Regions from separate parts of the Homo sapiens genome. Here region 2 is linked to region 1. A link is an interaction called in ENCODE POLR2A ChIA-PET data of the cell type or tissue named here. Cell type or tissue: B cell. All regions are shown on one strand. Links, peaks and the distances in the headings refer to the core of each region. The heading gives the core; the rest is flanking DNA.

Region 1 (4,394 bases), core at 297-4,296:
ATACATACTCAGGCTCAGCATTTTTTCTAATCATTTACAAAAGTAAAAGGACGTCAGGACAAGTTCTGGTGAAATTTTATAAACAGCCATGAATTGCAGCTGTAGACTGCCAGATACATAACCTGTATATGACAGGGGGTACCACGTGGAAATTAGAGACATCCCCCTTCACCAAAAAGATTATATCCAGGGGATACTACATAATAAAAAAAAAATCTGAAAAATGTAATGGGATTAAGATCCTTTAGAATAGGCTAGTAGTGATGATTTTGCTTTTTCAGTCCCCTCCTCACAAACAAATGATGATGACACTGCCCTTAGCTTTCTATGTGCAAAGACAGTATTAACCTTCCCAGGCCAAACTTACGACTACACCTTTTCCACACGAAATGCAAGGCATTTCTAACTCCCCAGATTACCTCACATTCGTTGGATGCCACACAATAGATTATAAAGTATCAAGATATATATTAATTTTTAAAAGTTCACCAGGAGTTGGATATTCTAAACTGGGTTTCTGATTCTTAACAGTGAGAATGAAGTCAAGCTCCTTATTTGGTGGTTAGAGGAGAGGATTTGGCCAGAAATAATTCTTTTAGGATTGACAGACAAGTACTACTTAAGTTCTATCATCTCATCCAAAAACTTGCTTCTTATATTCTGCTTTTAACCCGATCTACACAATGAAAAGCCACGGAGACTAGTTTTGCATGAAAGCAAAGGACTTTTCTAATATGACTTCAGAGCATGCCATGCTTTAAAGTCCATGTTCAACCACTTACTATCATTTTCCAACTCACTCTCTATGGGCCCATCCCATATTTCAACTACAGGTATACCTCCTGGCCCTTTCTATTTCATAAGCTTCTTTGGAAGACAAATCTACTGATTTATGCAATAAACTTTCTACCTCTACTTAACCAATTTGATAATTTAATAGCTGGAGATAATTCTAAATTCCCCAAACCTTAATCAAGAATTTTGGAAAAAAAGAGCTATCTAGAACAGTTATCTTCCTGAAAACACTGTTGTGCTAAACTGAAACACAGCCTTTTCTCAAGAGCTAAGCAGCTACTTGGGTCTACATTTTAATGCACTAAATAATTTTATAAGATCATGTTTGAAACCAAAAAACCCAAAAAGGATTGTCAAGCTAGGTCAGCTTACAAAACCCCTTCTGTTATGAACTAGGAAATCAAACAACAAAACATAAGCTCTAGGAAATGAGCATGGAGGTGCTCCATCCATACTAGCTTTTCCTTGTTTTTTTCTTGAGAGGAGTGACTCTCTGTCACCCAGGCTGGAGTGTAGTGATGCAATCCTGGTTCACTCCAACCTCCACCTCCTGAGTTCAAGGGATTCTCCTGCCTCAGCCTCCCGAGTAGCTGGGATTACAGGCGTCGACCATGACACTCAGCTATTTTTTGTATTTTTAGTAGAGACAGGGTTTCACCATGTTGGCTAGGCTGGTCTCAAATTCCTGACCTCAAGTGATCCTCCCACCTTGGCCCCCTCAAAGTGCTGGGATTACAGGTGTGAGCCACCGTGCCAGCCCATACTAGCTTTTCTGAAGCCTCTTTACTCATTCTTTTGTTCTCTACTCTAGCAGCTAAAGACATCTCCTAAAGAAACAACTAGTGTGCCTCCATACAACCCCTCAGTAAGCACTCAGTATTGAGACTAAACTGTGAAAAGCACTAAAATAAATGCATCATTCATCTATGACCTTCTGAGAATACCACCACCTCATATTTGAATAGACGTCTAGTTTTCATGAGAACTTTCACGCACTCATTTGATCCTCTTTAAAAACCACAGGAAACAGGGCAAGCCATCTTATCAGCTCTATTTACAGAGAGGGAAATCAATTTGAAAAGGTTACATAGCTTAATCAAGGTCACAAAGTGACTGACTGGCCAAGCTGGTACTCAGTCTTATGATAGTCCAGGGCTCTTTCCTCTACACTGATCCTAAATTGAAAAAAAAAATTTTTTTTGGACTGCTCCTGCAAGGTAGGGCTACCCCATAGGCAGAGAGTAGCTGAAAAATTCTGTATGTGTCTATCACAAGAAGTTGAGGCCGGGCGCGGTGGCTCACGCCTGTAATCCCAGCACTTTGGGAGGCCGAAGCCGGCGGATCACGAGGTCAGGAGATCGAGACCATCCCAGCTAAAACGGTGAAACCCCGTCTCTACTAAAAATACAAAAAATTAGCCGGGCGTAGTGGCGGGCGCCTGTAGTCCCAGCTACTTGGGAGGCTGAGGCAGGAGAATGGCGTGAACCCGGGAGGCGGAGCTTGCAGTGAGCCGAGATCCCGCCACTGCACTCCAGCCTGGGCGACAGAGCGAGACTCCGTCTCAAAAAAAAAAAAAAAAAAAAAAAAAGAAGTTGACAGGCCTAAAAGGTTTCACATTTAGATGTTTCTTTTTTTGGAAAAGGTGAAGATCTGGCTGGGCACAGTGGTGCACATCCTTAGGTAGTTCCAGCTACACAGGAGGCTGAGGCAGAAGAACTGCTTGAGCCCAGCCTGAGCAACACAGTGAGACTCCATCACTAAAAATAAGTAAATAAATAAATCACATAAAAAATAAAAAATTTTAAAAGGGGGTAAAGAGCCAATGAATTGACTAAGAAATGTGTTGTTTCAAATCAGAATGACCTTGAAAAGCCATAGTACTTGCATGCAAAAATATGATCCGATTTAAAAAGTCAATATGCTTAAAATACAACAGAAAAATCAACCAATATATGTATTTCGTATTACTGGTTTAAAATTTCTGAATATGCTGTAAAGAGAAGGAGGTGAAAAACGTCAACCAGACTGGGGTGGTGGCTCATGCCTGTAAACCCAGCACTTTGGAAGGCCAAGGTGGGTGGATCACTTGAGTTCAGGAGTTCACGACCAGTGTGGGCAAGGTGGCAAGATCCTGTCTCTACAAAAAATACAAAAATTAGCCAGATGTGGTAGCATGCGCCTGTAGTGCCAGCTACTCGGGAGGCTGAGATAGAAGAATTGCTTGAGACTAGGAGGCAGAGGGTGTAGTGGGCAGAGATCATACCACTAACCCCTCCAGCCTGGGTGACAGAGTGAGACTCTTTAAAAAAAAAAAAAAAAAAAAAAAAGAGAGCGAGAGAGAAAGAGGCAGAGAGAGAGAGAAAGATCTCAACTGATAAGATACTACATAATCACATTATCTCTTGCTTGACCAACTTAACAAATATTTCAAAATGTTTATAAAAATCAAAATGGGTCAGCATTGGAAGAAGTTGTAAGTAAAATTCAGGTGTTCTCCACATGAGGCAACTGCTGTTAATAGAAGACTATATGACGGTATTTTCTCGAAGTTTGGTACAAAGATCAAAAATAGAATCACAGGCAAAACCCTTGAAAGGCTTAGGAATCTGAATTTTTAAGTACTAGGTTGTTGATGAATATAAAATTTAAAGATGTGTATTTAGGGTAGAAATAACCTTGACCTTGGTAGCTGTGGAACTTGTGTGGTTACTCGTTCTGGGCCCTGGTTTTCCCAATGGTAAAACAGAGGAGGTAGGGACACAAACGTCCTACTTCATAGAAAAGTTATAAGACTTTAAAGGCGATGGTTTATAAAAAGTAATTAGCACACAGTTTTGACACACACTAAATAATAATTAGCTACTATGGTGGAAATTTTATTTCTATTTAACACTTCTGACATTAGCAAATAGTGTACCAAACAGACATGCTTTTTACATAGTTACATGATTCTTCTCAACAACCGCTCCCCCGAAAGAAAGCAGTTTTTAAGAGGGTCACTCTCATGATTTGAAGAGAACTGGGAGAGGAGGAACATAAATCAGTTCTGTCACATTTTAAGGATTAGAATTTAAACATTAAAAACAATTTTAATATGTTCACATATATAACTATCACCTGGTTGGACCATGACAAAAACCCACCCCTAACCATAAACAAGGGTAACCTATCATTTATCAAAAACAGGAAACGTTCCTATCTCTCAAGATCAGCGCTCTGAACTAATTATTTAACATAAGGTCATTTTTACGAGTTCACATGCTGAATGGCTTACAATTAAAAGCCTCTTCTAACCCAAATCACCATCCTCCTTCACTTACCTTTTTTTTTTTTTGAGATGGGAGTCTCCCTCTGTCGCCCAGGCTGAAGTATAGTGGCACAATCTCAGATCACTGCAACCTCTACCTCCTGGGTTCAATTGATTCTCCTGCCTCAGCCTCCTGAACAGCTGGGTACAAGCACCCACCATGCCTTGCTAATTTTTTTTTGTATTTTTAGTAGCGACAGGGTTTAACCATGTTGGCCAGGCTGGTCTGGAACGCCTGATCTCAAGTAATCTGCCCACCTCGGTTTCCCAAAGTGCTGGGATTACAAGCATG
Region 2 (4,394 bases), core at 78-4,077, 85 kb before region 1:
GTGCAGTAGCTTGATCTTGACTCACTGCAACCTCTGCCTCCCAGCTTCAAACCATTCACCTGCCTCAGCCACCTGTGTAGCTGCCACCACAGCTGGCTTTTTTATTTTTGAGATGAAGAGATTGCACCACTGCACTCCAGCCTGGCGACAGAGCGAGACTCCATCTTGGGGGAGGGGAGGGGGACAAAAAACAAACAACAACAACAAAAAATCAGCCTGTGCAACACAGTGAGACCTGCATCTCAATAAAATAATGAGATAAAATACTTGATACACGAAGAAATTCCCACGTTCCCTTAATTAATACTGCAATGCTATCAATTCTCTTTGAAGGAATTCCCAAGAAATACTCAATTTAATACTTATGAAGGAATTAATACCAAAGTAAAACTCTATTCACCATTTTCTGTTAATCATAGCATATTCGTCCAAAACACTAAAAGAATTCTTTTGGCTCAAGGACAGGTTATAATCATTTGCTTTTGCTTTGCATTTGATATTCGTTATCTAACTCATCCACTGTTAACATGTGGAAAGATTTTCAAAGGTTTGGCAACTCTATCACAATCAAGCATATCCCACAACTGGCTCTTGAAGATCCATCAGAGTGAAGAAACAAAACGTGTAAGCTTCTATTTTATCTCAGTCTTTCAAAATTTATTTTGTATGTGTTTTATAATGTATATATAAAACACCGTCATAACAGTTTAGAGGTAACTGTTCCAAGCACAGAGTGATTTCTGAGTATTCTTTTAGTAGCTTTATGTCCTAAGGTACAATTTTCTACATGGCATGCTTGCTCCTTTCCAAATGTCTAACTAGTATGAAAAAGTTGGTTGGGCCTCCAAGGTCTATTGCACTCTGTCAAGGAAGAACGTATCAAATTATTAACTTTTAATACTGACTCATATTCTAGTTCATTAGTCCTCAACCATGGTGTCATGAAACTGGATTTAAATAGGTGGAATCAAAACTAGGAGGCCTAGAATCATATATTAACACCTTTATTTACCCTGATGTCTACAGGAAACCTGGTCATAGCCATGAGAGAATGCCCTGTACAAAAATGTCACTCTTCAAGTGTGATACAATGGGAAGAAGAGGAGGACTACTCGGAATTCTATGGAAGCCAGCTTTAAAATTTGGCCCAGAGCAATCCCCCCTATGACAACAAGGACTACAAAATTCTAAAATGATGCCAGTACACTGCCAATTTGTTAGGAAATTGCTACTTTTTAAAAAATTGAAAGAAATGCTATTAAGGGCAATAAAAATTTCAAGGGTATGTTAGTAATAAATGTAGCCATTACCTATTCTACTGGTTATTAGTACAAAAAAACCCAGCCTTTTCAACCATTCATTTCCAAACACTGATGGTTTCCACTGCCAGACTATACACAAGTTTCTAATGGTCCACAGTAAATTGAGAATGAGAACAATGCAGTAAATTATTAATAAAACTACATTCTTTTCTTTTTTAAAAAAATACTATTTGTCTTATGGTTTAATTATAAACATAATTTTACTTAAAAAATAAAAAGCAACCTTATTTGAAAATTGGCTGGTACCAATTTTATTTTAATAACTTTATTGATCTGAAATCTTAGTACGTTTAGGTTAAGTTATAAACACCTACTTCACTTAGGCACTGGGCCAGGAAAAGAACATAATGGCATATAAGAACTTTCCACTGGAGTGCTTCTTCATTCACTTAGATAATTACTAACATCCACCATACTAGACCCCTAAAGTGATGAAACACACAATAAATAGCAATATAGGCTATTCAGTAATTACAACTAGTAATTCCGTCATTTTATAATAAAATTATGATTTAGGAAGTACTCCATGTTCTCCATGAGCCTTACTCTGATATTCACTTACCACACCCTAGTGGTTATTCCTTAGATTACATTTAAAATATTCCACATTCAGAGTTGTAGAGGCCTTAGACTATTATCTCCTCCAGGATTACTACTGTTAGTCTGTCTTTCCACCTCCAGTCTCTTGTGCCAATCCATCCCAAACATAATAGTTACAGATTGGCCGGGCGCGGTGGCTCACGCCTGTAATCCCAGCACTTTGGGAGGCCAAGGCGGATGGATCAGCTGAAGTCAGGAGTTCGAGACCAGCCTGGCCAACATGGTGAAACCTTGTCTCTACTAAAAATACAAATATTAGCCAGGCGTCGTCGTGGGTGCCTGTGATCCCAGCTACTCAGGAGGCTGAGGCAGGAAAATTGCTTGAACCCGGGAGGCGGAGGCTGCAGTGAGCTGAGATTGTGCCATTGCACTCCAGCCTGGGTGACAGATCAAGACTCCGACTCAAAAAAAAAAAAAAAAAACAAACAAACAAAAAAAAAAAAAAAACATGTTACAGCAGATTTACCTCCCCCAAAATAGCTTACAACACTTCTCTGCTCAAAAATTTAAAACTTATAGACTGAAACCCAAATCATCAGTTTGGGCATTCAAGGCTTCCTATTTATTTACTGATAGATCTCATTTCTCTTTATTCCCAACGAGTTTAACTTACTGAACACTTTGTTTTAGTCATTGATTTTAAGAAGTACAAGTGATATAACAACAGCTTTTTTTTTTTTTTTTTTTTTTTAGATGGACTCTCACTCTCTCACCAGGCTGGAGTGCTGTGGCGAGATCTCAGCTCACTGCAACCTCTGACTTCTTGGTTCAAGCGATTCTCCTGCCCCAGCCTCTCGAGTAGCTGGGATTACAGGCACGTGCCACCACGCCCAGCTAATTTTTGTATTTTTAGTAGAGATGGGGTTTCATCATGTTGGCCAGGGTGGTCTTGATCTCCTGACCTCATGATCTGCCCCACCTTGGCCTCCCAAAGTGCTGGGATTACAGGCATGAGCCACTGTGCCTGGCCAGCCTTTTTAAGGGCAAAAGAGTTACTGCACTAAACGTGCATCTCAATTTTAAGATATATTCCAGCCATAATTCAACTAAGCTGATAGCCCTTTAAAAACACAGTAATTGGGCTGGGTGTGGTGGCTCACGCCTGTAATCCCAGCACTTTGGGAGGCCGAGGCGGGTGGATCACTTGAGGTCAGGAGTTCGAGACCAGTCTGGCCAACACGGTGAAACCTCATCTCTACTAAAAATACAAAAAATAGCTGGGCGTGGTGGCGTATGCCTGTAACCCCAGCTACTCGGGAGAATGAGGCAGGAGAATCGCTTGAACCCGGGAGGAGGAGGTTGCAGTGAGCCGAGATCGCACCATTGCACTCCAGCCTGAGCAACAGAGCAAGACTCCATCTCAAAGAAAAAACAAAACAAAACAAAACCTCAATGAGTTCCCTCAAGTATGTTTTATTTGGTTCTGGAATGCAGTAGAGATCATTTAAGATGCAGGTAAGGAAAAAATATTAATCACTTGCTTTGTGTGTTCTGTACTCTGTACTCACAATAACTGTGAACTCACTGTCATGTAACAATATTAGAACATAATTTACCTGTTAACTTCTTTGCTGTCATTAGAAAGTAAGCTCCATGAAGATAAGGGCTTTGTTTTCCTTACCAATGCAACCTGGCTGCCCTGAATAATACGGTGGGCATTCAAAAATGCTGTTGAATAAATCTGTCTGGAAAACCGAGCAATTCAAGATGACAGAAGACAAGATGCTTGCTCATCAGCAAATACCACTGAGGTCATGTCATGAGTGAGGAGCCATGTGAGACACAGAAAGCAACCTAGACAGAAGGAATGGGGTGTGTCTCTAACTCTGGAAGAACTCCAGCTTTCTGCTAGATCTAGTACATGGTATATTTCCCAAAGTCAACTAATTTCTCTGTCTTATTTTTCATGCAGCTTACTTTTGTGTCAGGATGATTCTGTTTTAGAAAGTGGCATTGGAACAAAAGGATATTTAGTTTTATGCCTATCTCTTGCCTAAGCTACCTTTTATAATTTTATATGTACATTCAAAACTACATTCGTTCTTAGGCATGGATCAGAAGAAGGTTGGCTACTTCACATATTAAAAAACAAAATCCAGGAGGCCACCACATACTTCAGAAAATTTTTATACGACTCCTGATGTCATGCCATAGTGGCTGGTAAACTGCCAAAACAGAGGAAGGGTGCTTTATTTTCATGAGGTGGCGGTTTTTTTTTTTTTTTTAAAATGTAAAAGCATTCTGTGTTAAATTCATCAAGGAATTGACAAAAAGCTATTTTCCTACACTTGACAGTAATATACTGTTTTCTGACATTCCTGTTATCAACTCCTCTGAAAATCTTTTAGAGATATACGACTATTAGTAAAAAAAAAAAAAAAAAACAAAAAAAAACTGAGACTGAAATGTCAATATGAAAACCCTGCCAAATACCTTATTCTTATCTATTTCTGCTATTTTGATATTTCAGGT

Evidence for each region. ChIA-PET counts read pairs that join two places held together with the same protein. Peaks named below come from ENCODE experiments on the same cell type or tissue, not always from the same donor. Only the 100,000 strongest peaks of a DNase experiment are listed, where the experiment ranks them.
Region 2: POLR2A ChIA-PET joins it to region 1 with 5 read pairs; 10 of 35 experiments call an interaction of 5 or more read pairs at or near these places.

Annotation. Positions count from the first base shown.
Region 1 is chr17:46,144,475-46,148,868 of GRCh38, forward strand. All of the region lies in intron 2 of KANSL1 (KAT8 regulatory NSL complex subunit 1), which reads right to left. Among named protein-coding and RNA genes, the nearest start is that of KANSL1, 47 kb to the right of the region's middle. RefSeq lists an enhancer at 4,133-4,394. In B cell, for the core only: no CTCF peak of the experiment used is centred there; a DNase peak (open chromatin) is centred at 2,452; H3K27ac peaks cover 3,200 bases.
Region 2 is chr17:46,059,766-46,064,159 of GRCh38, forward strand. The region is part of intron 6 of KANSL1 (KAT8 regulatory NSL complex subunit 1); the gene reads right to left. Among named protein-coding and RNA genes, the nearest start is that of STH, 63 kb to the left of the region's middle. In B cell, for the core only: a CTCF peak has its summit at 1,880; a DNase peak (open chromatin) is centred at 1,916.